Regions from separate parts of the Mus musculus genome. Here all the other regions are linked to region 1. A link is a loop called in an ENCODE intact Hi-C map of the cell type or tissue named here. Cell type or tissue: left cerebral cortex. All regions are shown on one strand. Links, peaks and the distances in the headings refer to the core of each region. The heading gives the core; the rest is flanking DNA. Region 1 holds the start of Hecw1 (HECT, C2 and WW domain containing E3 ubiquitin protein ligase 1). Region 2 overlaps Hecw1 (HECT, C2 and WW domain containing E3 ubiquitin protein ligase 1). Region 3 overlaps Hecw1 (HECT, C2 and WW domain containing E3 ubiquitin protein ligase 1). Region 4 holds the start of Mrpl32 (mitochondrial ribosomal protein L32). Region 5 has its middle 9.6 kb from the start of Mrpl32.

Region 1 (6,478 bases), core at 874-5,873:
AATGTAGAAAGATTGTAGGAATAGGGAGACCAGGAAATCAATCCACTGCAAGATAGTGTTTTCTAAAGATGGCCAGGAAGCCACACACATGACGTTTAACAATGTGGCTGCTTAAATAAGACCCCAAAAATGACAGGACCAGGTGACAAGCTAACATAGGTGGGGATATTGTGCAGTAAACCAACACTAGATGAAGATGAAGAGCTACAGGCAATTAAAGGCTGCTGAAAGAATGAATCCTTTCCAGGGATGAACCCCTAAATGAGTATCCAGTCCCAGTAAAACACACTAGTAACACTAAACAGACTGAGTGCGTGTGATAAAGAAATTTCAAGGAAATAGGAGGTATGAATGAGAGGGGTTGGAGGGAAAGGAGGTGGGTGATATAATTATATTTTAATTAATTAAAAATTCTAAAATTACAAAAGGTGTGAAACTTGTGCCCTTTTCCTTTGGTAGAAAAAGAAATAGAAAAGAAGAAAGTGCCTAGAGGAAAATAAAGCATACCTCAGGATTGTTGCACCAACACACTGAGAGATGCTGACTTATCAAGCTATCCTCATGACATAACAGGAAGAAAATCTCTTTGAGCCAAATAGATGCAGCAACACTGAAAATCAGACTGAACAACTTAACAATTAATTGAGGTGAATAAGCATTCTTTGTGGCAGTTTGTTGGAATTGTGTCTTCAGAAATCTTTAATATTAGTTTATACAAGAGACTTTTGTTGATTTACTTGTTTTTCTTCCAAATTTCTGGTTGGTATTATCATTTGGTTGATTCTGGTGTTTATTGTTGCACCTCAGCCAAGTCCATTCTTGGAGGTTTTCTTCATACCAAAGCTCATCTGTCAAATCTGGTGAAATGTGTGCTCAGGGTTCTGTGTGGCTTTTGAGATATGGTTTGAAAAACAGACAGCGTTGAACTCATCTGGTGGGAAAATCAGATTCCTGCCAGACAGAGGGAAATGTCCATTGAGAAATCACTGGGCACCTGAAGTGACGAGCGCAGGCTGGAAGGGAGGTGCTCCCGGGGGAGGGAGGAGGGTGGGAATTGAGGCTTCACTTGGTTTCCCGTGGTTTCCTCTTCTGTAAAGTTCTGCTGCAAGAGTGTAATCAGTGGCAAGAGGTGGGTCAACAAGAAGAACACCAGTGAGAAGCCATCTGTCTTATTGTTATAAATGGAGATATATCCAATCAGCTCTTCAAGAAAAGGTTCTGGAGCTAGAGGTATTACCAGGGTGACTAAGAGGAATTACCAGGCATTACTAAGTATAGTAAGAATACTAGGGTGTTCCCTGGGTAAGGGAAAAGGTACACCTCTAAGATGTGAAAAATAGTTTGCCTGGGGAGTGCCGGGCAGGAAAATAGGTAGAAATAAAAAGGCATTGTAAAAAACACAGAGTTGCGGATTATGGGGGTTGTGTGCTCAGAACCTTCGCACTTTGTGAACGTAGCAAGCCCAAATTAGACCAAATCAGTGGCCAGCATTTCACTTTCTTTTGCATCTTGGTCGGCTGGTCAAATAAAGATTTGCATTTTTCCTACTTCCATTTTACTATTTTGACAATGTGTACTGCTTAATACTAAACCTGCTTGGAAAGCTAAGCTTATCAACAATAGATACCTAGGGCGATTTACAAGCATGGCATTTGTGATCATAACGTTGTTTTGGGGGAACTTGCTGCGAAAATACTGGAGGATGCTGTGCAATGTATCTGCATCTGTGAAATGGACAAGTAAGGAAATTGAGGTGAGAACACCTGACACAGTGTACCTACCTAGAAGGTACTCATCCTTTCTGAACACAACATTTGCATGTACACAAAGGAACTGATGAACCGTGGCTGGTTCCAGATAAGCCTCGCGGACGCGTGCTAAGTGTTGGAAGGATAGGGCCTATAGTAACAAGAATATATATATATATATATATATATATATATATATATATATATACATATATACATACATATATATATATATATATACTAAAGGGGTGAGGAGGAGGGTGCGGGTGCGTGAGGCTGCAGGGCGGAGCACAGCCACAGAGAGCAAGCCTGGCTCCTGGTTGGTTCTCAAGTCTGGTTCCCACAGAGGAGCAGGCAGGAAGGGAGGGGATGCGGGAGGAAGGATAAAGCAATAAAGTGTGCTGCGTTGCCACGCACTGGGAGTCCTTGTTTGAGCCGCAACACCACGAGCCTCTGACCCAGAGGACCCCCTCCTGGCTCGCACAGGTTCACCAGTCGAGAGCTGCTCCAGCCGTGACGGTGGCTCTGACAATAGTTGGCTCAGGATACGAAGCAGCCAGAGCAAGGCAAAAGACGCTGATCGCCCAGGACTAGCAAACCAGGTCCTCAATGCCTGGCACCTATGCAAGCCACGTGCGACCCCCGGTTCTAACCTGCGTGCGGACCGGAGCATGATCTGTGCCCAGTTGGAGGCTGCCAAGGTAAGCAGACGCCACGCTCAGACCATCAGCCTCTCCTTCCCTGCCCTCTCCCCACCCCCTTTCTGGGGCGGCTTCCTCACCCTTGCGAAGCCCCTGCAGCGCACTGCCTCCAGAGAGCCGGGATCCACCCTTTTACCCACCCTCTCTTCTCCCGCGAGGTTCAATTGTTGACTTGGGGCGGGTCGCCGCCCAAGCCGGGCTGGCATCCCAAGGCTTGGGTACAGCCGGCAGATAGGGGCCCGAAGAGAAACAAAGAAGCCCCCAAACGGGTTCGCAGCGCCTCCTCCGCCCCTGGGCGCCCTCCCAGTGGCTAAGAGATGGCAGAGGAGGGGGCGGAGAGACCTACGTAATCCCCCTTTCCAGCCCACACCCACTCCTTGTGAACCAAGGCTTTTAGACAATTGTATCCCATGGTTTCTGCTCGAACTCTCTGTGCTCACTCAAAGGCTCCTGCAGCCGGCCGCCAGGTGCAGTCTACTGGGTGGTGACTGGATGGGAAGATGATCGGTGTGGGTGTTCCCCAGGCGACTCCCTATCTCTGGCCCGTTGTGCCTCTCATCTGGGCCTGCCACCTGAGTTTCAGCGGGAGCAGCTGGTCCTTTTGCCTACCCTACTGTTACCTGCACATAGGAAGAGAAAGGGGCGGAGGTTGGGGGCAGGCAAGGGGGCGCTGGGAAAGCCGCATCCGGTCCATTTTTGGCCGGAGATTCGACACATTCTCCCTACTTTACCAGGCCATGACAATGCAGCAAAATCCTAGAGCTCAAAGTGGCCCTCCATCCTCCACTCCAGGGCTTTCTGACAGCCTTGCAGCCTCAATTTCCCAGGCACTGGACTAATTTTGGGAGTGTGGATGTGTGGTCTGTTCATCTTGCGCACAGAGGCTGGACAGGGTAACTTCTTCCCTGCCAAATTCAGAACATGGGGGTAGGGAGGGGGTGTGGGGAGCTGGCAGAAAAACAGGCTGCAGAGATGTCCCAGCTTGCTGTGGTTCTGTCCACAGCTAGCCTCAGTCTGCATTGAGCTAACAGAAGATAGCATGCCGGGATATTCCTAGCTACTGAAGACATTTTTTTTTTTTTTGACGTTGCTGTAGTTTTTTAGGCTTACTTCTGGGATCTGCAGCAGTGGGAGTCTCCCTTGTTTTCCTTCTTTCTTTGAAAAGATAACTATGCTGTATTCAGCAGAAGTGGAGACTGGAAGAACAATATAGTTCAAAGATAAGGGGTGGCTTCTCTTTTCCTGGAATTTAAAAGGCGGTTTAGGAGGGTAGGTGCCTACCTGAAAAGACCAGCTTTAAAAGACCCCAGCGGTGCTGTTCCAAAGCTTCTCAAAGCAGGTGGCCAGATCTGCAGTTTCTCAACAGTGGGACTCTCCGGCTGTGGCTATCACGGTAATTCACTCTAGCGTGGGGATTCATTTTGAAAATGTGTTTTCCACTAAGAAGGGATTACAATCCACATGCCTACTCTAATATGAATGTGTGTGTGTGTGTGTTTGTAAAGACGTAGCTTGTGGCAGTTTTCCCTGTTGTCTGATCCCTCAGCTTGCTACCTCCTCTGGAATGTGGCACTGGTGAAGTGAAGAACTATTTTAAGTCCTAGACCAACAGGCAAATCGGGTCCGGAGGATTTCTTTTAAAAAAAATAGGTTCTGGTAGATCCACACTAGGATCCTGGTCTAGTGCAATTGGTTTCTTTGCAGAATGACAGATCTCTTTTTGTGGGGGGACAGATTTTCACGAAGACAGTTGCCTAAATTTATTCAGATTGTGACATTATTGACATGGTTCAGGAGGCCACATCCTGAGTTGGAGCAGCATATCATGCAGAGGGAATGCAGCTGCTGTTGTTCATGGATATGACAGCATCATCCACCTCTTCCTCCTTCACACTTTGCCTTTTAAAGATGAGCCTAGTGAGGCTTGGCCTTCCAGCTCTAGATAGGACTCTTAATGAACAAATACTTAACGGGCAAATGTAATCATTAGAAAAAACCTCTTAGTCTCAATCCCCAAGTGTAAAATGAGTTGGTCCAGTTAAGTCTACAGTTCCCTCTAGTTCTAGCTTTCTTTGCTAAGTGATTAAGGAGGCAAGAAAAGTTAGCCAGTTCAGGAAAGACAATTATACTCAAATAATGGAAGCAAACCACGGTTTTATTATAGACCTTATAATGTTTATTTCTTAAAAAAATTTTTAAGCTCCAACTTCAGCACTTCTCCTATAAGTGAAATGAACTGATGATTTAAAACAGATCAATTTTAGTCCACTAAAGAAAGAGGCTTCCCGGGGAGGGGAGCCGCGGAGCAGTGGAGACCGTGGAGTGCATTGTGTAACAGGTTCTCTTACTTTCAGCTTTAATTGCTCACTGATAATTGAGAATTAGTGTTTCCAGCTACTGAATTCTGTTTGCTTATTTCTAATGAAAGAGCACAGGTAGGAATTTTGTCCAGTGCAGTAATTAGCAATAGCATCAGGTTTACTGTCTCTGTCAGTGTTTGGTATTGCTCATAATGCTCACATGCTCACATTTGCTACTGTGATGATAATGACTGAGACAATGGTGTTTCTAAACAGGCAAATAGAGTTTTGTTTACTTTGGTAATTGTTAAAAGTTAGACATGAAGAGGCATTTAACCATTGACTCTAGCCTAGCTACACAAAACACCACATTTGAGCACTAATTTCCTTAAATGTTATGATCAAAATAATATCCTGGAATAGCAATACGTGCTGGGCATAGTTTACTGTTTCCCTATAGCCATTTCACCCACACAGCTAGGTTAGTACTGATCATACTGCAGTTATCTGAGTTGTGAATGCTGTAGCCTCCAGTTTAAATGTTGTTCTGAAAGCTCAGATCAAGGGCACTATCAAACTCACCTTTCATCCGCAGCACCTAGCACTTTGCCTGGTATGTGATCTGTAGTGGAGAATGTCTACTGAATGGATTTCAGGTCATGGGAATGTTCTGTAATTGTATAGACAGGAGGAAGGTGGGCATCTTCTGCCTCATGAGTCAGTTGGAAGAATCAGATGGGGTTATGTAAGATGCTTAATGGAAATGGTGAGGAAGTACTCAGATGCGGGCCTTCCAGCAGATGCCTCTGAGGGAGGCTTTCCTCCTCCCAAGAAAACAAACAAAACTGTGTAGAGAGGACATCAAAATGCAGTAGGGCCGGGAAAAGTTCTTTTTTTTTTTTCTTTTTTCTTTGAATGATCTGTATTTGTCTTTCTAGTTTGATGGAATTTATCTGGCCACTGCTTTGTTCTGTCCTAGCTTTGAAGGAAAATTGTTTGGCCCAAGTACTCTGTCCTCTGGCTTGTACTTAAACAGAAGACCAGAGTATTGCTGTCAGTTCTTCCTCAAGTCTACATTCTACTGTCTAGTCTTGCAAGGATGGCAGTCAGGTTTAGGAAATACTATGGACTGACCCATATTTGTACAAATCACATTTAACAACCATACATTGTATTTCTGAAATGACCAAGCAGTTAGAGACCAACATTTCCTGAGCCAGCTTCCTTTGATGGAATCTTCATGTATGAAGATTCTTAGACAGGTCTCACAGACATTGAGACTTCAGGAGAAATCACCCTGGGAAACTAGAAAAGCCCACTTCTGTGTACCCTTCCTGCTCAAAGCTCTGAGTGTTTTAAGTGACTGTTCTCTCAGTGACCTACTTTCTTCTTCTTCTTCTTCTTCTTCTTCTTCTTCTTCTTCTTCTTCTTCTTCTTCTTCTTCTTCTTCCTCTTCTCCTTCTTCTCCTTTTACTTCTCTTCCTTTTCCTTCTTCTTCTCTTTCCTCCTCCTTCCCCCACTTTTTCACCCACTCAGAGGATTTACTTTCTTCTTCTTTAAAAGTAAGAGATTTACCCAGACAATGCTACAGGTCACTTAGGAAACACAATTCTGAACTTACTTTATTCCATTGTGCAATCTCTAGGGTGAAAATAATTAATTGATAATCAAATTAACATTTTAAATTTATGTGTATTGTATGATGTTCCGGTGTAGAGTAACTTAAGGC
Region 2 (6,478 bases), core at 874-5,873, 130 kb after region 1:
ATTGTTCAAGGGTCTATATTGCCTAATTAACCAACAACATAAAGAGAGGTCCTAGCCAGACATCTGGGTGTGATATTATGCCTCCACACATGTTAGGTGCAGATGATATCATTCTAGCTTTCCTTAGCTATGGAGGGAGAGTCTTCATTGTATCTTTGACTCTAAAGCCAGAGCCATGTGGCAGAAGAACCGTGTTTTCTGTTTGCTGAGGCTTGAACACGGCCCTGTTGTTCAATTGCATCTGTATCAGTGTTCTGTTTTAGATGGTTTCCTTCAAGGCTTATGCTTTTCTTTCACTCTCACAAGTTGGAAGCTGAGCTGGGTGGAGTCTTACCCTGACATCACCACTCCCTTCATTCCATTTAGCATCAGATTTTCTTGAAACTCTTTATTTCAGTGAGCACAGGATTTAGCTCTATTACACTCCCCAGTGCTGCTTTTCTCCTCAAACTGTACATCTTGTTCTTTTCCTTGTTTAGCTTGCTCCTTTTCATTATAGATCTATATAAGACCACTAATTAACACATGACAGAGTCAATACTAGGCAGACGCCTCTATTAACATCATTAATCCAAAGATCTTCAATTTAGCCCCAGGAAGATTTTTCAGAATGGGTTGAAAGCAGCCACGATCTTTGCTAAAATATCAAACGGCTGGTCTGTCTCTAGGCCACTTACTACTATTCTTCTTCTCTATGCATTTCAAAGCACCTTCAGCACTGTCTTCCATGTCTCCTACTAAAGTAGGCCATTAAGCCCTGCTTAAAACATTCAACTGTTTTCCTATTCAGAAAGCCCAAAGTCCACATTCTCACCAGCATGGTCAAGCCTATCACAGCAATACCCAGGAATCTGGTACCAACTTCTGTCTTATTGTTGTATTGCTGTGAAGAGACACCATAACACCAGCAACTCATAAAAGAAAGCATTTGATTGGGCCAACTTACAGTTTCAGAGGTTTAACCCATTATCAGCATGCCAGGAAGCAGACATAATGCTGGAGAAGTAGCTCAGAGGTCTACATCCAGATCTGTAGGCAGCAGGAAGAGAACCACTGGGCCTGGCTTGAGTTTTTGAAACCTCAAACCATTCCCCAGTGACACACTTCTTCCAGTAAGTCCACACCTTCTAATCCTTTAAATAGTGATATTCCCTGGTGACCAAGCATTTAAATCTATGAGCCTATGAGGGTCATTCTCTTTCAAACCACCACATATAACATTAAAGTTCAATAGGATGTACAGGAATATTTAATATTTTTCTGTATTTGTTGAGATTTATTTTATATCCCATGAGCTACTGAGTAGAATCCCTTGGTAATTTGGCAACATTGTAGAAAATGTTGTTTCTAGAAAATCTGTTTCTAGAAAATTTAGAGGTCACTTATATATAATATGTCATCTGCAAATAGGAAGTGTTTTACTTATTCTTTTCCTATTTGTGTCCCTTTAATTTCCTTCTCTTGCCTTATTGCTCTGATCAGTGATTTGAACACAGTACTGAAAAGGCGTAGGGATAATGAACAGCCCTTATTCTTGATTTGAATGGAATTCCTTTAAGTGCTTCTCCATTACGATGGTGTTGGCTGTGGGCTTCTGGTGTATAGCTTTTAATATTTTGATATAGGTTCCTTCTGTTCCTTCTGTTCTAGGACTTTATCCTGAAAGAATAAAGAAATTGCCAAAGAAAGTCTCTTCATCTGTGTAATGAGTGTGTGATTTTTGTCTTTGAGTCCATTTATGTGGCTTACTACACCTCTTCACTTGTGTTTGTTGAACCATCCCAGCATCTCTAAGATGAAGCCAACTTAGTCATGGTAGATAATTCTTGTGATGTATGTCAGGAGTTAGTTTTCAACTTGTATTTAATAAGAGACATGAAAGGAGGTACCTCTCCCACATTTTAGAGGGTAGATTTCCCTGAGATACCAATCTTAGATGACAATTAGTTAGTTTTAAGGTTTGGAATATATTAGCTTATACTTTGCTCCTTTGGAGGGTTGTAGATGTTATTCTAGTGCAGTTACCTTTCCCCCATTATAGGACTTAACATTTTTATTTGCTTCTATTTTGATATTTGTATTATGCTATGCCATGGAGAGGTTTCTTTGGTCATGCCTATTTAGGGATATAAATGGCTGCTGCATTTGTGCATTCATTTCTTTCCAGATTTGGGGAATTTGGTGTTATATGTCTCACTAAATGTATTTTTTGGGCCATTAGTTACCTCAGCTCCTTCTTCTAGCCCATAAATTTCTAAATTTGTTCTCTTGGCAATATCCCAGGCTTCATGGATGAATAAATGGGCATGTCATTTTTTTTCCTTATTGATGTTTAAGCATAGTGTTCTTACCCTTGTCCTCCATCTCTCATATTCCCTCATGTGCTTGGAAAGACCTACTGATGATACTTTCCACTTTACTTTTGTTTGATTTATTGATCCACAGTTAGCTTTGAATTTCGTAAGCAAGGCAGATTCTTCATCCTCCTAAGAATCCCAGCTTTCATCACCTGGAAAGATTATTGTTCTAACTGGGGTATCTCCCAAGTATACTGAGAGATCTCAGTTACAGAAAGCTCACAGAGTGTTTGCAGAGGACCTGAGTTCAAATCATAGCTATGAGTAACTTGAGTTGTAGGAGATCACCATTCTCTTCTGGCATTTTCAGACATTTGAACACACACACACACACACACACACACACACACACACACACACTTTAAAATTAAAATAAAATTTAAATAAACTTTTAAAAAACAACCACATCACAGAGAACTCTATGGATAGAGGACCTGTCTTATACTCTCAAGGTCTTAAGGATATAAGTCATTCTGCTAGAAGGCTGCAACTATGGATGGAAAGTGGACTGCTGAACCTTCAGCAAAGAACTGCACTAAGGTTATCAGCTCTGTGACCTCAGGCTCAGTGTTAGCTCAGTGTTAGTGTTAGTGCTACTCTCAGTTGAGTTCCATCCCTAGCAAAAACAGGTAGGCTGCCTTTCTTCTTACCAACACCCCATGCTTGAGCTGAGCTAGCTGCTGCTTGTGCTTTGCTTGTCTTTACTTGTTTTACCCAACTGTGCAAAAATCCTTCCAGGGCTGCCTCTTGCCATGGGATGTGAAGAATAAATTCAGGCTCCCTGTCCTGTAGTTGTTTTCATGTCCCCAGTATTGCTCAGCTTCAGAAAATGCATTCTTCTTTATAATAGAATTTGTCCCTTGGCACTTCAAGAAACATGGTGATGAATGACAACATGTAACACTGTCTCATCAAAGCTACAACTGCTTTTGAACCTTGTGGGGTGTGCGTGTATGTGTGCGTGGATGTGTGCGTGTGTTGAGGGTAGGGATGCAGTCTCTCTTCACCATGGCCATCTGGGTTACTTTTTGTAGAAAACATTTTCTTTCTCCAAATAGGGAGCCATGTGGCTAAAGCTTGGCTTCTTTTCTGTGTGCCCATATTCTTTACACTCTCAAGTGTCCTGTTACAGCCTTTATGAGTTCTGAAACGGCTTCCTCTTTCTCTCACTTTGGAATAGAATCTTTTTGATTTTTTTTTTTACTTATTCATATTCTTCCATCTTACACAGACATTCTGTACATTAACCTTATTTGAATTTTCTGAGCTCCTTTGCAGACAGAAGAAGTTCTGAATATTTTTCAAGTTTTCATTATCCCCCTACATGTATGACTAAAACTGGGCACAGTGTAAAAATGTCCTGGAAGCTTCCTTGAGTAAAATAACACCTTCTTTAGGAATAAAATCCATCCTTCTCTCTCTCACAATTGAATAACTCCATAATGTATACTTTAATGGTGTTTCCTTAATTATTTCTTTTTATGATTTTTAATTTTGTAGAGATATTTTTAAAAGAATAGCTTTTATTTGAAATATGCATAGTCCCCTAAAGCAATGGGAAGTGATGCTTTCAAAAATAGCATGCATCCTCACTTGGGCCCTTCCATGTTTCAGTCTTCTTGGGTTCTGTGGGTTCTATCTTGGGTATTCTGTACATTTTTTGTATAATATCCTTATGTGTGAGTCCATACCATGCATGTCCTTTTGGGTCTGAGTCACCTCACTCAGGATGGGTTGCATTCTAGAGGAAACTCCTACAATGTTTTGATTACAAAACAAAGTTTAAAAGGCTCACTTGTTGAAGGAAAAGTTATTTCAAAGACTTACTAGGTTAACTAATAAGTAGTAATTAAGCAAAAGTGTGATGTCTCATTTGGGTCACCAAAAGCCATGTACATCAAATGCCTTATATCCAATCAACTCACAGGATTTTGCCCACTACATTTTAGTAAAACAGGAAATTACAATAACAAATAATCAGTTGTGAATCTTTAATAAAAACACCTGTTTAGGAAATGTTTAGACTTCTTTATAAACAACTTATTGTCTCTTTCTTATATTTCTGTATTTTATTTTTATAAGGCCCAATAAACTATTTATGTCACATTAAAGAATGTTTTGGTTAAAATAAAATACTAGAAGCTGGGTGTGGTGGCGCACGCCTTTAATCCCAGCACTTGGGAGGCAGAGGCAGGCGAATTTCTGAGTTTGAGGCCAGCCTGGTCTACAAAGTGAGTTCCAGGACAGCCAGGGCTACACAGAGAAATCCTGTCTCGAAAAAAGCAAAGAAAAAAAATAGAATACTACTTACTGTGCCAGAGCACAGGAGCTATAAAGAGGCTAAGGCTATGCCAGGTCATGAGAGTTTATAAAGAGACTAAAGTTTTATAGGGATAGGAGTAGTAGACAAGCAAACAAACATCACAGTGACAGGAATCTTTGCTAGAGGGTGGAATGGCTGATTAGAAAGTGTATCCACTTTCTTGAAAATGGAAGAAGATACAAAGGGATATCATAGCATATTTTGAGCAGGTGCACATCCTGCCTGCAGTGTAAATTAATCAAAACTACTTTTACAGCCCTCCAGGTTTATAACACTGTTGAATTGTCATATATTGCATTAAATCTTCATTGGATGGTGGAGAAGCCTGGGTGGGTGGCAGAGTATAGTCTTTTAGAACCATACTTAGGTTGCTGTTCTTATACCAGGCAGATGCCATATTACAATTCAGTATTAACCAGCAAACATCTTATTTCATCAATGTTTCCATCTATGTCTTTGTTCTCATCATATAAACCATTATTACTATTATAATTTGACAATTTCGATCTTGGGTCCCGGATCCCTTAGAGACTAGTCTATGCAGATGAGAGTGTGGACTACAAAAGCAACACAGCTTCTGGGACAGAACCCACTTCGGGCTCCAGACATCCAGGCACCTTTCCCGCCAGAGGAGAGGTGTCCACCTGGGAGGGCTCTACCAGCACATGTTGGGGAGCCATCTTGGGTCCCAGATCCCTCAGAGACTAGTCTGCTCAGGTGAGAGTGCGGACTACAGAAGCTACACAGTTTCTGGGACAGGCAGAAGCGAAACAGCTTCTGGGACAGACCCCTTTTCAGGCTCCAGACATCCAGGCACCTTCCCCATCAAAGGAGAGGTTTCCGCCTGAGAGAGCCCTGCCAGAGCAGGTGGGGAGACATCTTTGGTCCCGGATACCTCAGAGACTAGTCTGCACAGGTGAGAGTGTGGACTACAGAAGCTACACAGCTGATGGGACAGGCAGAAGCGACACATCTCCTGGGACAGGCTCTGTTTCAAGCCTTCATCTTCAGGAAGGAGGCATGTCTGAATGCCAGATATTATCTGTGCACCTTCCCTGCAAGAGGAGAGCTTGCCTGCAGAGAGTACTCTAACCACTGAAACTCAGGAAAGAGCTAGACTTTCAGGTCTGCTGACAAAGGGTAACAGAATCACAGGAGGAGCAAGCTCCAAACACAGATAACTATAACAACTAACTCCAGAGATTACCAGATGGCAAAAGGCAAACCTAAGAATCTTACTAATAGAAACCAAGACCACTCACCATCATCAGAACCCAGCTCTCCGACCTCAGCCAGTCCTGGATACCCCAACACACGCAAAAAGCTATACTCGGATTTAAAAGCATATCTCATGATGATGGTAGAGGACATCAAGAAGGACTTTAATAACTCACTTAAAGAAATAGAGGAGAACATTGCTAAAGAGGTAAAACCTTAAAGAAATACAGGAAAACACAACCAAACAGGTGATGGATTGGAACAAAAACATCCAAGACATAAAAAGGGAATAGAAACAATAAAGAAAACCCAAAGTGAGACAACACTGGAGATAGAAACCCTAGGAAAGAAATCTGGAACCATAGATGTGAGCATCAGCAACAGAATACAAGAGATAGAAGAGAGAATCTCAGGTGCAGATGGTTCCATAGAGAACATGGGCACAACAATCAAAGAAAATGCAAAGTGCAAAAAGATCCTAACTCAAAACATCCAGGAAATCCAGGACACAATGAGAAGACCAAACCTATGGATAATAGGAATAGATGAGAATGAAGATTTTCAACTTAAAGGGCCAGCA
Region 3 (6,478 bases), core at 562-5,561, 96 kb after region 1:
GTACTTTTAGTAAACTATTTTTTCCTTTTTTTAAAATTAGGTATTTTCTTCATTTACATTTCCAATGCTATCCCAAAAGTCCCCCATGCCCTCCCCCCCCCACCACTCCCCTACCCACCCTCTCCCACTTCTTGGCCCTGGCGTTCCCCTGTACTGGGGAATATAAAGTTTGCAAGACCAATGGGCCTCTCTTTCCAATGATGGCCAACTAAGCCATCTTCTGCTACATATGCAGCTAGAGACACGAGCTCCGGGGGGTAGTGGTTAGTTCATATTGTTGTTCCACCTATAGGGTTGCAGATCCCTTCAGCTCCTTGGGTACTTTCTCTAGCTCCTCCATTGGGGGCCCTGTGATCCATCCAATAGCTGACCGTGAGCATCCAGCTCTGTGTTTGCTAGGCCCCGGCATTAGTAAACTATTTTTAGATGCTTACTATCACTCTAAATTACATGTTTGAAAGATCATGTATCTTCTAATGGTATGTAATATTTAATCCATTTTACTATTTCATGAGACATGTTTAATTAACCCAGATATGTAATCTAATAGATTTCAAGAAGTTAAGAATACACAAGTTTGTAAGAAAAGGCAGTATCAATTTATCATGCCTTTAAACAGATCTGAACTATGTATTTCTGACATAATAAAACAAGATCATATGTTTTTATTTTAAACCTTAAAAAAAATCAGTCTTGCTTGCAATCTCATTTGTAAATCAGCAGCAAGAGCTTTCTAGTCTCATTTTCCAGAATTAATACTTTAAAGGGGCTAGTTAGTAGAATTTCTCCCTAGAAGGCAACTAATTATATTTCCCACTCCCAGAGACATTACAGTAGGGAATTCTTAAACCCCACCACCATCTGTCTGTCTGTCTGTCTGTTTGTCTCTCTATCTTTTCAGGACTGGGGACCTAACCCAAGACCATGCATGTTAGGTTAGTTCTCTACCACTGAGCTAAATTCCCAGCTTCTGAATCTTTGTTTCATTAACATAACAAAAGCATCACCCCCAACAACTATTCTCTTGTTAACTGGTACTATAAAGTGGTCCAAGATAAATTCAAATAGCTTTTACTCCTAAAATGTTGAAATAAAAATCGACCCAAAAATCTAAAGATGAATTCCAAACAAGGCTATTCAGAAAGGCAAGCAGCACTCACTTTTGTTATGCAAAGTCTAGAATTAATTCTCATGCTATCAAGTAACCTTAGCATGACAAGCCTGTCAAAAAATGCCTCCTTTACAATTGGCACCAAGAGCAGAAACAAGCTAAAGTCCAGACTATAGCACTTTAACAACATCTCTCAAATCGTTAGATTGAATTGATACAGGTGTGGATCTGAGTCTCAGGAGATCTAATGAAATTTTCAGGCTTTTATGACTCAAGGTTAAGAACTGGACCAGGGCCACATGATTAGAAATAATAACAGAGACAGTTATTACAAAAAAGAAAGAATTTGTGAGATGAGAGTGGAAAAAGACCAGGGGAAAAAATGGCCCATGAGAGTCATTACCCTATATAATAGGTAATTTGCATAACACTCAATGGCTCACATTTGTATATCACCACTTTTGTTGGTTGGTTGGTTTTTGTTGTTTTCAGGCACATTCTATTGTATTTAGTTCAGGTGGGGAAGGGAACCTGGTCTTCCTCTCCCAGCTGGTTTATTTCACATGTTAATCCTGACACTGCAGTCTCCAGTCCCTTTCTCCTGCCGGAACTGGCCCCATAGATGTAAGCCCTAAAATCCTTCTGGAGAGAAGTCTGATAGGCAATCCATCTTTAGTAACTGTGTTGAAGTTGATAAAGGGTGTGGATTTTGCCTAAGAAGTACAACAAGACTCTCCTTGTTTTAATGATTAGAGGAGGCATCAGAGTTCTTGTATTAGGAATCAAATGTACCCTAAAGGACTTTAGTTTCAAATTGTCACATATCTTAGAGGACACATATTTTTACAATGATGTCAACCAGTAATCCCAGAAAGGATGAGAACCAGGAAAGCCATGGCCATGCTAGGTCCAGAAGAACCATATTTGGGTTGTTGTTTGTTTAAGAGTTGTATGGCCGGTGACTACTTGTAAATTCAGCTTCATGGAACCTGACATTCTCTTTTGTCTTCCATGGACACACACAGACACACAGTAGAAACACAAACATATGTGAACTTATTTGTCTGGTTTCCCAGCAGTGTGGAAGACATGAGGATGTTTAGGGAAACCCAATTCAACTTCTCTGCTCTTCTTTTTCTTTTATGTGGATCCAGAACTGAGAGTCCATAATCTTTGAGTCCTAGCATTAGATAGGTAAAACTGGTTTCCATATTCCTTCAGAGCTGTTTGAAATTGGTTTAGGTTTATTGTGTAGTGAGGTCATTTGATTAGTCTCAGAATCTAATACCAGATCAAGTATGGGAAAGAAAGTTACTTTGTAGTAACTCACTAGGGCCAAACCACAGATTAGATTTTGGAGTGGTTCAAATTCTCATGATAATGGTGGATGACAACTTTGACCATTTTTTCTGAGGTTTCTTGTCTAAATTTTACTAATATGTTTTTAATAGTTCAGTCAGCTCTTTTGATTTTTCTCTGCAGAATCTAAGCAGACTATATCCTGGGACTCTAGATATCTTCAGAGTCACCTCTGATATGAATGATGGCCCATTGCCACGTTGTAATAAGGAGAAAAAAATTGGGCTCATTTCTTTTAGAAAGTCAATGCCGTATCAGCAGCCTTTTCAGCCCCACTGGAAATGTCTACAAACATCAGATGTGAAGCCTGCATAATGTGAAATATAATTGTATAAGTTGGGTATCTCTAAAAGAATAGAACTCATAGAATGTATGTTTGTTTCTTCGAGTGGCTTGCAGACTTAATTCTCTACACTTGATTTAAGATCTTCCTTGAAAAGAGTATTGATCTCCTTTCCTGCCCCACTCTATTTCACCATGAACTCAACTTTTCTGGATCAGAGGATATGAACAGTGTTGTCCAGTTTTCCTATCAGGGAGCCAGATGAGTTGGTTCTTGGCTGGCTAGGACATCACAAGTAGAACCATAGTCCTAGATGAATCTTTAGTGGCTGTTTGCTGACAAGTGATAGGTGCAACTCTCTACCACTTTCCCTATACCTTGTATCACCTAGGGAACCTTGGCTCCTTTCTCACTTCTAGATAATTCTACCACCAGTATTTTCCCAACAGGAAGCAGCATTCTCAGCACAAACTGTTTTGTTTTGTTTTTCCTGACTTGCTTACAGTTTGTCCTAGTATCTATTTAAGATTATCATTCTGATACAGCACTCATAAAGGAACAGAACCAGAGCTACTAGCAAAAGTCAAGGCCATAGCCCTTCAATAGTTTCATACCATGCTCTCTTTGAAGCTGTTCTTGTTGAGATATAAAAATGTATCATTTTCTTTCTAAGTAAGTGTTTTTACAAAAAGCCTGGACTGTACTATAAATATACATATATTTTTTCACTTAAAATAAACTGTACTTCTGTCTAAAACCAGAGCAATGTAGAAGAGACTTGTGTGGATAACTCAAGGGTTGATTTCTAACTAGGCTGTGCACATGGCGTGATTATTTTTTCAAGGCAGTCATTTGGCATAAAACGTGTATGTTATCTAACTGCTTCATGTAAGCACTATAGAGTGAGTAATCTTGCTCAGGCAGGGGAATTACATCTCCATAGGATATTGCAGATGCCTCTTTTCCTGTCCTGTTGAGTTTAAGCTCATTTTTCTCTTTGTCAGCAAGAACTAAATGTTTTCTTGTATGTTTTGCTTGTGTATTTGTTTTCCTCTAGTATCCATATGCAATGTGCATAATTATTAGAGAATTGAGCATCACTAATACTCTACAGCATGTCAGTGCATCAGAGGGTCATTGATGAGTTAACCTGTGCAGCTGTGCTTCCTCGGTGTAGTTTCTTGTACACACTGCTTCAGACAATAAGCAACTGTTTTCACAATCATAATTTTATATATACCATGAATCAATATGTATATATTTTCCATTTTCTCATGATGATTTCTTTAAAAAAATCCAGATATGCAAAGTAAAAGATTTAGGAGTATTCTATTCTTAGAATGTCCAGAGGGTGACTGTCCTGAACAGTCATGAGCTACTAAGAATAAGATGTCATACCCTGGAATCAGGATCCTGTGTCCCAGCTTAGATTAGTTGGACTGAGGTATGAACTCATCATTTATTATTCACCCAGGAACTTCTTATTTGCTGTTTCCTTTGTACCACACATGGTCAAGGAATGTACTGAGGATACAACTCTAAGCAAACAGGTCTCTGCCTTAGTAGGCATTTCATTCTACTGAGGGAAGGGTGTTAGAACATTTTAGATTAATCAGTATACAACATTTTGTAAAGACTGGAAGTGATAAAGAGGAAGGCAAAGCAGACCCATGGTCCCTCTGATACTGCATAAAATTATAGCCTAGAGGTCCCTCTGATACTGCACAAAGCTATAGCTTAGAGTTCACCAAGTCTGTGGTCATCTCACCAGGGTAATTTTACTTGGTTGCTAGTAAGATTCTATTTAATAGATAATTTTCTTTTTAAAAAGAACAGTTTTTAGTAAAATTAAAAATCTTGGTTTCTTTTAGAAAGAAAGAAGGAAAGAAAGAGAGAGAGAGAGAGAGAGAGAGAGAGAGAGAGAGAGAGAACTCTTACAACCATTGTTGATCATGATTGGCAGGAGCTGAGCCAGGAGGACCTGGTGAGATTAAAGGGTATTGTACCCAGAGGCTCATGGATTTGAACACCTGGTCTTCAGTCAGTAGTGCAGTTTGTGGAGGCAGTTCAGCCTTGCTGGAGGAAGTACATCACTGAGGGTGAGCTTTGAGAGTTCATAGTCTCACCCTCCCTCCAGTTCTCTTTCTCCTCTGTGTTCGTGGTTTAAAATGTGGTCTTTCAGTTTCTTGCTCTAGTTGCCATGTGTCACCACCATGATGTACTCTTATCCCTCAGGCACCATAAACCAAAATAAATTCCTTTTCTATAAATCTTGGTCATGGTATTTTTTTAAAACAGTAACAGAAAATTAACTGTTACAGAGGATCTGTTCCCACTGATCTCACCTCCCTGCTGGCCTAGAAGGTGACCTTTGCCTATTTTGATGCTATTTCTACAATAATCAATTTCCTCCATTTGGATGGTGTAGGTATCTTCCTTATTATAAGGTCCTCATGTTTTTTATTTCTCTTTTGGATTTATCTTTCAATCATGTTTTAGAGACCGACTCTCCTTGAGTGTTACAAGGAGCTGTAAGATACCAAGTTAACACAACCACAAGCTAAGTTTTCTTTGTGAAAAAAATGAGCCCTATTTCTCTAAGTAATGTTGCTTTTACAACCCTTAATGGGACAGGAAACTCTGTGTGGATTTATAAAATTTTTATTTATTCCTATTCAGCACCATTGCAGATCTAAATATAAACTATGTTCCTGGAGATAGTTTCATTATGCTCCTACCTCATTAAAATTCCAGCCTATTCTCTGGTTATTTCATCTTTTCAGGTTCAATTTTATCCACAAAATTATTCTTAAGTCTCCTTTTCTCAAATGTAATTAGCTAAGTAATATTATTATCTTCCAATTACCATTTACTTCATGTCTACATGGCTTTGCAGGATCCAGGGTCATTACTTCACCAGAAAGGATGTGATCATAGCAACCACCAACTCACTGTCATTTAAGCTAGACTCTGCTTCATAGGATACATTCTTTGGCAACGTAGGCTCACATTACAAGTGTACCAGCATCCAGCATTTCACCCTCCTGTCTCAGCTAGTTCCAACAATGTTGCCCTAGTGTTAACTCACTTGATCTAATATCTGAGTATTTCCACCGGCACATTGCTACCATCTAGGCATTTTGATAAACCTTCTAAGCAATGCTTAATTCTAGTTTTACTTGATCACCTTTCCCTATCTCACACTCCCAATGCTGTGTTTGTTTGTTTGTTTGTTGGTTTTCCCATGTAAGGATGAGTCTCTTTACAGCTGCTCTTGTACTATATTTTCCTACATTCGAGACCTAACACCTTTTGCATCATATGAGAGCTAAGAAAGGATTGAGAACATTGATTTCTGAGTGTAAACCAGCAGTCCTAAATTACTAACTACACTTTAATAAGAATTTCAGGAAACTAGTGTGGATATGTGAGTTGGAAAGTCACCTGCTTATAATCAGTGTAAGTCTATTTACTGGCTTTCCCTGTGTTCAGACAGCTTCTCCTGTATAAAACTTTTTTCAGTAATCTATATGTGTTTTCTGACTATTGGTTATGAGTTCCCAAAGTCAGACACTTACACATTATTTTATAATCTTTTATCATTGATAGTGAGACCATTTGGCTATATTTTCCCATGCCATTAGTACTATAGTATTAGTGGAAACAATTCAGTAATCATAAACTTCTAAATAAATGGTCATTAGTGGAAAAGTCAATCCACACTA
Region 4 (6,478 bases), core at 1,025-6,024, 92 kb before region 1:
TCTGAAACCAAAGAAGAATTAGGACGACGTGATGAGAAAACATCACAAACAGTACACATACCTGTAATCGGGGCCCATGCCACTGTACACCAAACCGATGTGCTTGGTAATGGGCTCCACCTTGTGAACACTCCTTTCATCATACAGGATGGATTTCTGCTTTTTCTCGGTTGCTAATACTACGCCATTTGCAGCTTAAAAAGAAGAAAAAAAGATTAATACTACAATGTATCCTTCATTAGCCTTCTACTTACAGATGCATTAAACTCAAACTTGTTGCCTTCTCTAGACTGTAAAACCTTTTTCTGGATCCTTACACAACACCAAAAAATAAAATAAAAAATAAAAAAGTAAAATCCCCATAGCTGCAGGCATTACCCAGTCTCTCTCAATATTTTCAGGTTTATTGGCTTTAATCTAGTTAAGCCTTCTAATACAAATAATAAGAAATTTCTCTATAAGGATACTAGAACATACAATAATTTTATCTTCAGATGTTTTATAATTAGCCCTTGATAAAGAAGATAAAACTCCATAGAAAAATAGAACCAATGAAAACAATAGTTTCCTGAATGAAAGTCAACTTATGAATTATCACAATAGATTAAAATGCTATATTTGCTGTAAATTTTAAATTACTGTGCTGAATGCTACTTTCTTAAAACTTCAAAATTCCTTAATCTAACACAAAGATCACTAAGAATTATGACTTAACATCTATTTCAGAATGTTATTTCTTTTAACTTCAAAGTTCTCTAACAAAGACTGTTAAGGCTTATGCACATACACCTACTTCAGCTAACTATTAACAAGCATCTGAAGAGAAGGAAACACTGAGTTACCTTTAATCCCCACTGACGGGGCCCCTCCAGCTACCGCAGCCAAGGCATATTCAATCTGGACAAGCTTACCAGATGGGCTGGAAAAGAAACAGAGACATTCCCTCTGTTCACACATTCAAAATAGTACAGGACACCTGACAGAAGGAAAACAGAGGCCAAGCCTCACTAATCAAACCTTCTGGCCTTTGAAATCTACCCTGAAGGTGTTTGGAAGCTAAGCTTACCAGACTACGGAGTTAGTCCAAGTCTCGAATGGGCACAAATTCTCTTCCTGTGTTCTGTTGCTGTTGTTTTCCCCATCTCTGGTTAGCAAAGCATTCCCACTCCCTCTGTTCCCCACTGCAGGCAAGTGTACCGAGAACTCAGGCAGCTGCTGTGCTCATGAGTCCCAGTAGCCCACTGCCTCTTTCAACAAAATCCCCACGAACACGTTTGGTAGAACGCAAACCAGTCCACGCCAATTTCTTTCTTTCATTTACCATTCTTCACCAAATGTAAGCTGCTAGCTAAACCTTATCATTTTTTTTAAAGGACTGTTATAATAAAGAAATCTGTTTGTGAAAACATTGAGATGTTTGTTATATAAAAGACTCAAGGACTGAGGATGTAGCTCCTATGGCAGAGTGCTTGTCTAGAATGCATGACACAGCATAAATAAGGTATGGGCGTGCATTACTAAAATCCCGTCACAGAGCAAGTGGGGGCAGAAGGATAAGCTGAAAGGCATCCTTAGTTACTGGCCATTTGAAGCCAGCCTGGGTCACCAATAATTCTGACACAAAAAGAAATTAAATAACTAATAACTTAAAAACTCAGTCCCTCACGATCTATGTCCATTTGTCTCAGCTATAATGAAACCACTTAGGACCGACCGTATTTGTTTTGTTTACAAATATAAGCGACTACCATGCAAAATTTAGTCTCTGTCAATTATATAATGAAATCATTTGCTAAGGAATTTAATGGAATTCATTTAAAGATTTCAAAATAATAACATTAACTCACTTCTTATGTGAAACTGTAAAGGGCAATTCTCAAAAGATAATATATTGTAACAAAAAGTCTATTAATTGTTTTCAAAACCAACAAGGTTTGAGTCCTGATTTACCTATTTGTGGACAACCTTGAAAAAGTTCAATTGTCCAGGTTCATCTATAACTCATTATACATAGGTGGTAATGGAAAAACCACTACTAGTTACTGTTATATTCAACAAGTAGATCCTGGCTGCCTTCAGCTGTCAGTCCTTAAGAAAATGGTCAACTGGAGGGCATCATCCTGAGTGAGGTAACACATTCACAAAGGAACTCACACAATATGTACTCACTGATAAGTGGATATTAGCCCAAAACCTAGGATACCCAAGATATAAGATACAATTTGCTAAACACATGAAACTCAAGAAAAATGAAGACTGAAGTGTGGACACTATGCCCCTCCTTAGAAGTGGGAACAAAACACCCTTGGAAGGAGTTACAGAGAGAAAGTTTGGAGCTGAGATGAAAGGATGGACCATGTAGAGACTGCCTTATCCAGGGATCCACCCCATAATCAGCATCCAAACGCTGACACCATTGCATACACTAGCAAGATTTTATCGAAAGGACCCAGATGTAGCTGTCTCTTGTGAGACTATGCCAGGGCCTAGCAAACACAGAAGTGGATGCTCACAGTCAGCTAATGGATGGATCACAGGGCTCCCAATGGAGGAGCTAGAGAAAGTAGCCAAGGAGCTAAAGGGATCTGCAACCCTATAGGTGGAACAACATTATGAACTAACCAGTACCCCGGAGCTCTTGACTCTAGCTGCATATGTATCAAAAGATGGCCTAGTCGGCCATCACTGGAAAGAGAGGCCCATTGGACACACAAACTTTATATGCCCCAGAACAGGGGAACGCCAGGGCCAAGGAGGGGGAGTGGGCGGGTAGGGGAGTGGGGGTGGGTGGGTATGGGGGACTTTTGGTATAGCATTGGAAGTGTGAATGAGCTAAATACCTAATAAAAAAATGGAAAGAAAAAAAAAAAAAAAGAAAGAAAATGGTCAAAACACAGTCCTTTGTCTAAGTTCATCCATGATGGTTTTTTCTTAAACAGGGAACAATAGTTCCCCTTAACTGCACTTTGAGAAAATATATATAACTCTTTAATTCTTTCTCCCAAAACATAAGGGTCTAAAATCGTTTTAAAGCAATTTGTTAGTGGATCAAGCAAAATACAGAGGTTATCAGTTTGCATGTGCCACAAAAACTTGACAGGAAATCAGCGCCTTCATTTTATACTTCTTAAGCTTCTACAGGAGCACAGGCGAAACCGAAAGCAGTGTGAGCTTCAAAGCACATCGCTGCTAAACAGAGACTAAAACTAAGATTTAACAGCAAATAAGGATCTCCCAAAAGAAAAAGGACGTCTCACACGTCCCATAAGGAGTCTGGGTTTACAAAGCTCTCGCTCAGGCCTAGCCGGGCCAGTAAAGAAATCCTGGACCTGAAGAGAGCAGCTGAAAACAGACTATCTCAAAGCACCCTTCTCCTAGTCTAGAAGGAGAGCCAGTGCTTAGTGCTTGGCTTGGGGCCTCCCGTCCCTCGGCCCGCAACACGGCCGGCCTCAGCCAGGGCCCAGGCCTGGCACGGAACATGACTCTGCAAAGCTACGAGTCCAGCTCCGTCACCGTGCACTCCTACGCAAACACCAGCCAGGTCCGACACACGGGACCATGTCTGGGGCGCTCCTGTGATCTGCGACGCATGGAACCTGCGGGTCCCCCGAATACCTGAATGTAGTCAGCGAGAAGCTGTAACCGCGCTCTGCCATCTTTACCCGGAAAGTCGGAACACAGCCACGCACATGCGCAGTAAGTATGCTTCCTTTAATTTTTTTTTTCTTCTTTGCTCTGATTGGAGGAGAGTCACCTAGGGGTAGCTGGGAGTTGGAGTTTTTGGATCACAGCGGTCTTTGACCCTTGCGCATGCGCAAGAGGGGCCTGCGCATGCTCTGAGCGAGGAGGCGGGGAAGTGGGCGGACTTAACGCATGCGCTCAGCCCGCGTCCCGCTCTGTCTTGAGAAGATCATGGCTCCTTCGTTGCTGCTGCTTTCACTACCATGGCCGGTGCGTCCCGGACCGCTCCAGAGGTGCTGGGAGCTGCTACAACGGCAACTGCAGCAGAGCTGGAGTCGCTTTGTCAGTCCTCCGTGGGGTCCGTAAGGAGAGAGTTCGTGGAAAGAGGGTTGGTGAGGGCTTCCGGGTTGTAGCGTGGTTTTTGGTTGGTTGATTGGTTCGTTATTTTATTTGTTTGTTTGTTTATTGGTTATTTATTTATTTATTTATTTATTTATTTATTTATTTATTTATTTATTGAAACTGTCACCGTAGCCAGGGTGGTCTAGAACTCACTGTATAGCCCAGGCTAGCTTCGTATTTATTTATTTATTTATTTATTTATTGAAACTGTCACCGTAGCCAGGGTGGTCTAGAACTCACTGTGTAGCCCAGGCTAGCTTCGAGCTCCTGGTATCTTGGGCGTTAAATTTGAGATTGCTGTATTATTTACAGTGTATCGCAAAAGTGATAATGCCCAGTCTGAACAGAGATATATTTTATTATATCTCAAGCGCAGCATAATAAATAATTGTCTCCATGTTCTACCTGAGATAATCATTTCAGTCCATTCGTTGTCTAATAGGCCTGTGCTTGGACAGTTTATGTAGTGGTAAGAAGTCCTAAGAATTGAACGAACGTTCGCAAGTCTGAAGAACATAAGAAAGGGTAAAGAAGTGATCTAAGCAATTTAGAAAAACAAAGGTGAAACACTTGATAATCTCATAAATAATAAATCTTTTCTTAGAACACAGGTTAAGATTAAATATTAAGGAAAAATTTAATGGCTTTAGGAACCTACCAGGTTTAAAGAAAAAGGACCTAACTGGATCAGGATAGTGTGGTACAGATGACCATTGTAGTCATCTCAGTGATGTGAGTGAATGTAGGGAGTCTCGGGATTAGATTACTTGTACACTACTTATTACTGAACTGCAGTGTCCCGGATTATATACGGAGGAAATGCTTAGTAGAGTAGCCTGGCTGCTTTGGTAGCTTGCAATAAGAAAGCATTCCAGTTGAAGTATTTTAAATTGCCTTTTATATGAGCTTTAGTATATTTTAATAGCTGGGGATTATTACTAATGTTTGTTGTGTTTAACATTCAAAACTATTTATGTCAGGCCAGCCATATGGCTCAGTAGTAAAGGACCTTGTTGCTAAGTCTCAGGACCTGGGTCCTAGCCCCATGGCCAGTATGACGTAAGGAGAGAACTAACTCTGAAAGCTGTCCTCTGACCTTACATGTGCACATATACTCACAAACACATATAATTTATAGGTGTGTATATTTAGTGACACTACACATGTTGACTGTTAAAGGAAATAGTGGCTGTATTCATTTAGGAACTCCGAGTTGATTCGGCATCTCTGTTTTGTTTTATAGCACCAGCATTAGCCGTCCAGAGACCATCCATCCTCACAGAGCTAGCACATGATACTTGTGAAAATAAAGAGAATTCCAGCTTTTTAGATAGTATCTTTTGGATGGCAGCTCCCAAAAACAGACGCACCATCGAAGTTAACCGATGTAGGAGAAGAAACCCTCAAAAGCTTATTAAAATTAAGGTAATGTGTGAACGGGTGTAGGTGTGTGCACATACACACTCTCTTCCACAAGTCTAACACTGAATAGCCCGGTATTGTATTTGTGTAGCAGAGAAAACCAGCCTTATAATAGTCTTAGCATCTTGTTTGGCTCATCATGGATAGATACGTAATCTAATTCTTCCTTAATGTTTTAAGATACTCTTAATGAATCATCCCATTGCTTAGATGGGCTCCTTGTTGGTTATTATTTGAAGTTAGAGGACTGATAGAGCTCTTAATTCAAAAGTCAAATGAGATCATTACAAACAATTCTGAAAAAAATCTCCAAACTTCTTGACTATGCTTTTAATTGTTAATGTGGAATTCACTACACTCATATAATGAAAATATTCTACTCAAGCTGGAGATTAGACAAAAGAATTTGAGAATAGTTTACCCATAGGCTATACGAATAAAAATATACCAGATTGGTAAACTTGAGTTTTAGTCCTAATTTTCTTACTAATTTGAACTCAGTGTTGCTATTTTTTTTTTTTTTTTTTTTTGGTTTTCCTGTTAAAATATATTGTTGAACTAGCTAGTATATAGTCTTATGTAGCACGAACATTCTCAGAAAGCTACAATGTCAGCATGTTAGAGTTCTTGCTGGTGATTATGTATTATATTGCTTGTTATTAATATGTTTTTCTTTGTTTTAAAGAACAATATAGACATTTGCCCTGAATGTGGTCACCTGAAGCAGAAACATGTCCTTTGTGGATATTGCTATGAGAAAGTACGCCAGGAGACGACAAAAATCAGACAACAAATAGGGGCTCAAGAAGGAGGTCCTTTCAGAGCTCCTTCCGTTGAGACTATGGTGCTGTACACAGGAGAGAAACCATCAGAAAAGGATCAGGGCAAGAGGATTGTTGAAAGAAACATAAAGAGGCCATCTTGGTTCACCCAGAATTGAACTAAAAAATGTTAAAAAGATAATTTCATAGTT
Region 5 (6,478 bases), core at 874-5,873, 81 kb before region 1:
ATTAATTGGCTGAAGCACAGGATTTTCTTTTATGTATACAATTTCCATAACATTCTTGAATGATAAGTTACTGACTTCACAAAATGATAAAAAAAAAAAAAAGAAAGAAAGAAAAGAAATTTCCCACGATGCTAACAAGTTGTTAACAGACTGCCTTGCAGATTAAGTATGACCTCCAGATGGCAGGCCACAACTTGATTGAGACTGCTAAAAATCCATCCCTGACCCTCTATTTACCCTGCAGATGGACTGGAGAGTCTCCCTGAATCTCTTGGGCCTTCTTCCCAATATGAATAATCCCACATTGAATAAATCTCTATTCATTTTACTCTTAATTTGGCTGTTTTAGTTTATTTTTCAAGAATGGGTTGCTGAACCAAGCTTCTTGAGTCATAATAAACTGTAAGCCCAAGTTCAGAAACTCTCTGACACCCACACATGTGACTTAGAAAATACACATGTGTGATCTAAATAAATAAATTAGTAATAAGATGAAATGAAGGCAAGTTCTTGAGTGAAACACAGAAAAGAATTTTAGTATGATGCTAGCTGCAGCAAAAGTCTTAAGATCACTAAAAATCAGGGAAAATAAAGCCAAGCATGTCAGTCTACACCTTTAGTCTCAGCATTCAGGAGACAGAGGCAGAGGGATGTCTGCGAGCTGGAAGCCAGCCTGATGTATAAAGTAAGACTCAGGATAGCCAGGACTACATAGAGAGAAATGCTACCTCAAAACAAAATAAAGAATTAGGGAAAATACAAGTTTAAGCACAAATGGAAGAGAGATGTGCTTAGGTATCAAATTTAGATGATGGATACATGAAAGATAGATTCCTCCCTGCAAATTTAATGTTATATTGACACAGTAAAGACTGACACAATTTAAAAATTAAAGTTTAAAAATAGACTGAATTTCTTAAATGACCCCACCCATGCACATATACCAATACTGAACACTTCGTGTTTTAAGTGGGGAATGGAAATGCATGCCTTTAATCCCAGCACATGGGAAACAAGAATGCAGACTTATGTAAGTCTGAGGTCAGCCTACAGCAAGTTGCAGACCAGCCAGGGCTATGCAGTGACAACAGCAGAATCAACCTGAGAGCTGAGAACTTGATTCTTACTTGGTCCTGGAGGTTGTGTGCCTCACCAGTCAGACTGGCCTCACAACAGCTGTCTCTCACTAGGGGATAGGCGGGGAGGTAGTTGCTCAGTTCACAGAGTAGTTAATTTTCAACAGTCACTGCCATTTTCCATAATTCATTGATCTGCACAGGTCAAGAAGAGGTATAATGGAAAACACTACTCCTGAATCTTTCGAGTTTTTAATGGTGGTACTAACTTCTAGAATCCCTCCAGAAATGCAATATTGTTTCGGATTCACTATTTTCCATGATAAAGGCAACTTTGATGGCTTCCATTTGACCTTCCCGACCATAATAGCCTTGGCTCTACAGCTCAGGGAACTAATGAGGCAATTCTTTTAACTTCTAAGTAAATCTCAATTATACATTTAGGCACTGGGGAAATAAATAGTCAGGGTCCCACTGTCCCAAATTCAAGTCAGGTGTTAACTAATACTCAGTTATTAATCAAGAAAATAACCTACAGACTTGCCTACCAGAAACCACATAGCCTTCAAAGTACCACAGAAACAGCTCTGATATGCCCAGATTGTAAGTTCCTCCAAAGACCACCAAGAGTCTAACTTGTATGCAAAAGCAAAGAGTCTTTATTTAAGCTCAAACTCAGACCTCTAAACCTCTCTAACACAGTGGATGGGTGGGGGAAGGCCCCAAGCTGATAAAATCAAGTCTTTTTATCATGGTTATAAGTAGGGTAAGGGGCTTTCCAACTTGGCAGTTACATAATTGGCTAACATTTAAAGGTTATAAGCTTGGTGCAATTTTATTGGCTAGTAATACTTTTGACTGGCTATGAACAGTGAGGGTCAGCTTGAGTAATCTCGTGTAATGTTAGATTTTGTCTTGCTTGATACTAATTGGTTGTTATTAGGGTGGAATGGCTGTTACTAGGGTGGTGACTAAGGGTGGAGTGGTTCTAGGAACAAATTATGTTTTTTTCTAGTAACTGAGATCAAACTAGGGGCAAGCTAAACATAAGATGGAGTCTAGGTACAAAATGGAGTCTATTAGGCTAAAACTAGCACAGTAAGGCTGGTCTTTTTAATAGGCTTTAACAGTCTGCATCTCTTTCAACATTCCTATTTTCTAAGCTCCCACAACAGCCTAAACTCTAAGTATCCAAAGGCCTTTTCTAGCCCAAAGTTTTAAACATTCCCCAAATCAACATGACCAGTCTACCACACCAATATCCCATGATCCTGGTACCAATTTCCATCCTGTTTGGCTTCTTGATTGCTACGGCCAAAAGTAACTTGAGGAAGATAGGATTTATTTCATCTCACCCATCTATTGTTGAGGGTAGCGAATGCAGGTACTCAGGACAGGGACCTGAAAGCAGAAACCAAAGCAAAGACGGTGCAGGAAAGCTGCTTTCTGGCTTACTCTGCATGGCTTACTCAGCCTGTTGTCCTACTTCATCCAGGGCTATCTGTCTCTGGATATTGTTTATTACAATAGAGAAGCAAACCAGGACAAGGACAGGGAAGATATTAGAGTTCGAAGAGGGAAATGGGAGGTGTGTGTGTGTGTGTGTGTGTGTGTGTGTGTGTGTGTGTGTGTTATACAGAGGAGTGAAAGCAAGAATAAGGCAATTTTTTAAACTTTTTTTTTATAAATGAAACTCCCCAATGGTTGTTTGACACACTCTGTTTAGATTTAGGGGTAAGTGTAGAGTGTTTTCAGAATCAAGGCTATAAACAATCTGGCCCTGATTAAAAATAATTCACTTGCTTTTAGCATCCTTGTTTGAGGTATCTTTAGAAAACACATATTACATCTGTAGACAGTTTTAGCTTTACCAGTTGTGTTTAGGTTTCTGGACTCAGCAGGAAAGACAATCAGATCCCAGGGTGAAGGGCTGTCTCTCTTTTTCCCCTGGCTTTCCCTCCTTGGTTTTCCCTATCTTCCTACCCTGTCTTGAAAACCTGGCTTTTTAGTTTAGGGAACATAATGAGGAAGCCTGGGTGAGATGAAGGCAGGTTATGGGAGGAGAGGGTAGATTCACACTTTCAACAAGCCATCCAACTAAGCTGAGTGTCTTGCTTTGGGCGAGCTAATGGAGGAAGCTTAACTCCACGGGAATGAATAAGATTACCTATACAGGAGGCTTAAGAAGAAGATAACATTCTGCAGGCAGACTTGGGAGGGGAGATCAGTGGGAGGATATCACCCTGGACTGCGGCAGTGCTTCTCTGGAGAAATTCCACATGTTCAGGGGCTTCTACAAAGAGGAGTAACAGGATTTTAAAAGCACCTAGTGGAGTTTGGCTCAGCAGTTACGAGCACTTAATGTTCTTTCAGAGCATTTTTGAGTTGAACTCATCATAACTCACAACACAGCTCACCATTGCTTATAACTCAAGTTCCAGGAGGATCCATTGGCTCCAAGGTCATGGGCACTCATGTACATGTATCCTCTCCCTCTCCCATCTCCCAACATATAATCAAAAATATGTATTTTTAAAAAGCACCTAGTGGTTGTAGCAAATGGAATTAGTTTGTGACAGTGACAAAAGCATTTTCTTTCAGTGTTGGTGGCAGATGACAGATGGGAGTGGGCTGAAGAATAAATGTTTGCTCAGTTGGTAGAGGCAGCATTCCTAGAGAGAACTTTCCATAGGATTTTCCTCTCCCAGGGAGTGAAGAAATGAAATAGAATCTAGAGGAAAGGAAGAATAGAGAAGGGCTGGTGAGATGGCTCAGTGGGTAAGAGCACCCGACTGCTCTTCCGAAGGTCTGGAGTTCAAATCCCAACAACCACATGGTGGCTCACAACCATCTGTAACAAGATCCGACGCCCTCTTCTGGAGTGTCTGAAGACAGCTACAGTGTACTTACATATAATAAATAAATAAATAAATCTTTAAAAAAAAAGAATAGAGAAGGAGAGGGGGACATATATCAATGCATTTTATTGTTGACAGCGATTATCTTCTAAAAAGAAAGCATAGGTACAAAGATAGTGATGGCAAACAAGAAGGAGAACATGTGTGTGTCCCAGAGAGCTCAACAAGTATTATTATTGGTGGGGATTTTTCTGTAAACAGAGAAAACATAGATATAGTGATGATGATTGGCAGCAAGAGTCAAAGGTAGATGGAAGAAAAAAGTCAGAGGAACAGCCCCCATCCTCTCTAGCACAATGAAATTTGCTACACTTGCTCTCCTTGCAAGAAGAACTTGGTCCTCTGATGTAACGCCTGAAGGTCAGACTAAAAGATCTAGGCCAACAGAAAGAAGCTGAAAGAAATGTTTCTCTTCTGAAAAGTCTGACTCACTATTATTCTTTTGGGGAACAGGTGTAAAAGCCCATATCTCTGAATTTGTCCTCACTGAAGCCCCATTTTTCTTTTTCTCCCCTGCCACTGCTAGCATATTTAGACAAAGCAAGTAATTCTATCCAATGTGATGTATTAATGACCTAATGGCCAGTGCCATATGCCATGTGTTCTCCAAAAGACTCAAATTGATATTTTTGTTGACATGGTATGAAGGCCAGGACCACAAAAAGGTATACTTTAAATTAGAAAAGAATGTGTTTTACAGGGGATAAAAATTATCAATAGAGAAGACACATTGTGACTTCTTTTCCAATTTGTATCCCCTTGACCTCCTTTTGTTTGCAGATGATAGGATAGTATATTTAAGTGACCCCAAAACTTCCACCAGAGAACTCCTACAACTGATAAACAACTTCAGCAAAGTGGCTGAATAAAAAAAATAATAATCAGGGAATGGAGAGATGGCTCAGTGGTTAAGGGCACTGAATGCTCTTCTGAAGGTCCTGAGTTCAAACCCCAGCAACCACATAGTGGTTCACACCATCTGTAATGAGATCTGATGCCCTCTTCTGGAGTGTCTGAAGACAGCTACAGTCTGTTTACATATAAATGAATAAATAAATCTTAAAAAAAAATCAGTAGCCTTCCTCTACTCAAAGGATAAACAGGCTGAGAATTAAATTAGGGAACTGACACTCATCACAAAATTCCCAACAATATAAAATACTTTGGTGTGACTCTAACCAAACAAGTGAAAATCTGTAAGACAAGAACTTCAAGTCTCTTAAGAAAGAAATTGAAGAAGACCTCAGAAGGTGGAAAGATCTCCCATGCTCATGGATTGGCAGGATTAATATACTAAAAATGGCCATCTTGCTAAAAGCAATCTATAGATTCAATGCAATCCCCATCAAAATTCCAACTCAGTTCTTCACAGAGTTAGAAAGAGCAATTCTCAAATTCATCTGGAATAGCAAAACAATCCAGGATATCCAAAACTATTCTCAACAATAAAAGAACATCTGGAGGAATCACCATCCCTGACCTCACCCTGTACTGCAGAGTAATTGTGATGAAAACTGCATGGTACTGGTGCAGCGACAGACAGGTAGATCAATGGAATAGAATTGAAGACCCAAAAATGAACCCACACAGCTATGGTCATTTGATCTTTGACAAAAGAGCATTTTCAACAAACGGTGCTGGTTCAACTGGTGGTCAACATGTAGAAGAATGCAAATTGATCCATTCTTATCTCCCTATACAAAGCTCAAGTCCAAGTGGATCAAGGACCTCCACATAAAACCAGATATACTGAATCTAATAGAAGAGAAAGTGGGGGAAAGCCTTGAACACATGGACACAGGGGGAAAGTTCCTGAACAAAACACCAATGGCTTATGCTCTAAGATCAACAATTGACAAATGAGACCTCATAAAAATTGCAAAGCTTCTGTAAAGCAAAGAACACTGTCAATAGGACAAAACGGCAACCAACAGGTTGGGGAAAGATCTTTAGCAATCCTATATCCAATAGAGGGCTAATATCTAATATATACAAAGAACTCAAAAAGTCAGGCTCCAGAGAACCAAATAACCCTGTTTAAAAAGTGAGGAACATAGCTAAACAGAGATTTTACAACTGAGAAAACTCAAATGGCCAAGAAGCACCTAAAAAAAATGTTCCACATCCTTAGCCATCAGGGAAATGCTAATCAAAATGACCCTGAGATTCCACCTCACACCAGTCAGAATGGCTAACATTAAAAACTCAGGTGGCCCCAAGATATAAGATATAATTTGTTAAACACATGAAACTCAAGAATAACGATGACCAAAGTGTGGACACTGTGCCCCTTCTTAGAATTGGGAACAAAACACCCATGGAAAGAGTTACAAAGATAAAGTTTGGAGCTGTGAAGAAATGATGGACCATCTAAAGACTGCCATATACAGGGATCCATCCCATAATCAGTGTCCAAACGCTGACACCATTGCATACACTAGCAAGATTTTGCTGAAAGGACCCAGATATAGCTGTCTTTTGTGA

Evidence for each region. Hi-C counts contacts between places; a loop is a spot of excess contacts. Peaks named below come from ENCODE experiments on the same cell type or tissue, not always from the same donor. Only the 100,000 strongest peaks of a DNase experiment are listed, where the experiment ranks them.
Region 2: it touches region 1 in a loop (2.3-fold over the local background); 3 of 42 quality-filtered maps call a loop at or near these places.
Region 3: it touches region 1 in a loop (6-fold over the local background); 3 of 42 quality-filtered maps call a loop at or near these places.
Region 4: it touches region 1 in a loop (2.8-fold over the local background); 3 of 42 quality-filtered maps call a loop at or near these places.
Region 5: it touches region 1 in a loop (5-fold over the local background); 3 of 42 quality-filtered maps call a loop at or near these places.

The regions. Positions count from the first base shown.
Region 1 is chr13:14,518,795-14,525,272 of GRCm38, reverse strand. It overlaps Hecw1 (HECT, C2 and WW domain containing E3 ubiquitin protein ligase 1), which reads left to right and starts at 2,047. Exons shown (of 29, transcript NM_001081348.3): 1 at 2,047-2,449. Gm30893 (a long non-coding RNA gene) reads right to left here and starts at 2,678. Exons shown (of 2, transcript XR_382090.4): 1 at 2,590-2,678; 2 at 773-1,724. In left cerebral cortex, for the core only: a CTCF peak has its summit at 2,804; DNase peaks (open chromatin) are centred at 3,890, 4,221, 4,753, 5,406 and 3 more places; H3K4me3 peaks cover 4,158 bases; H3K27ac peaks cover 3,798 bases.
Region 2 is chr13:14,385,716-14,392,193 of GRCm38, reverse strand. All of the region lies in intron 2 of Hecw1 (HECT, C2 and WW domain containing E3 ubiquitin protein ligase 1), which reads left to right. Among named protein-coding and RNA genes, the nearest start is that of Gm30893, 130 kb to the left of the region's middle. In left cerebral cortex, for the core only: no CTCF peak of the experiment used is centred there; DNase peaks (open chromatin) are centred at 3,116 and 3,324.
Region 3 is chr13:14,422,159-14,428,636 of GRCm38, reverse strand. All of the region lies in intron 2 of Hecw1 (HECT, C2 and WW domain containing E3 ubiquitin protein ligase 1), which reads left to right. Among named protein-coding and RNA genes, the nearest start is that of Gm30893, 97 kb to the left of the region's middle. In left cerebral cortex, for the core only: no CTCF peak of the experiment used is centred there; DNase peaks (open chromatin) are centred at 3,239, 3,254 and 3,592; H3K27ac peaks cover 1,148 bases.
Region 4 is chr13:14,610,453-14,616,930 of GRCm38, reverse strand. It overlaps Mrpl32 (mitochondrial ribosomal protein L32), which reads left to right and starts at 3,894. Exons shown (of 3, transcript NM_029271.2): 1 at 3,894-4,039; 2 at 5,327-5,508; 3 at 6,191-6,478. The coding sequence starts at 3,913. The coding sequence ends at 6,445. It overlaps Psma2 (proteasome subunit alpha 2), which reads right to left and starts at 3,689. Exons shown (of 8, transcript NM_008944.2): 1 at 3,616-3,689; 2 at 843-919; 3 at 62-194. The coding sequence starts at 3,656. In left cerebral cortex, for the core only: no CTCF peak of the experiment used is centred there; a DNase peak (open chromatin) is centred at 3,786; H3K4me3 peaks cover 2,041 bases; H3K27ac peaks cover 861 bases.
Region 5 is chr13:14,600,170-14,606,647 of GRCm38, reverse strand. No RefSeq gene overlaps it. Among named protein-coding and RNA genes, the nearest start is that of Mrpl32, 9.6 kb to the left of the region's middle. In left cerebral cortex, for the core only: no CTCF peak of the experiment used is centred there; a DNase peak (open chromatin) is centred at 3,693.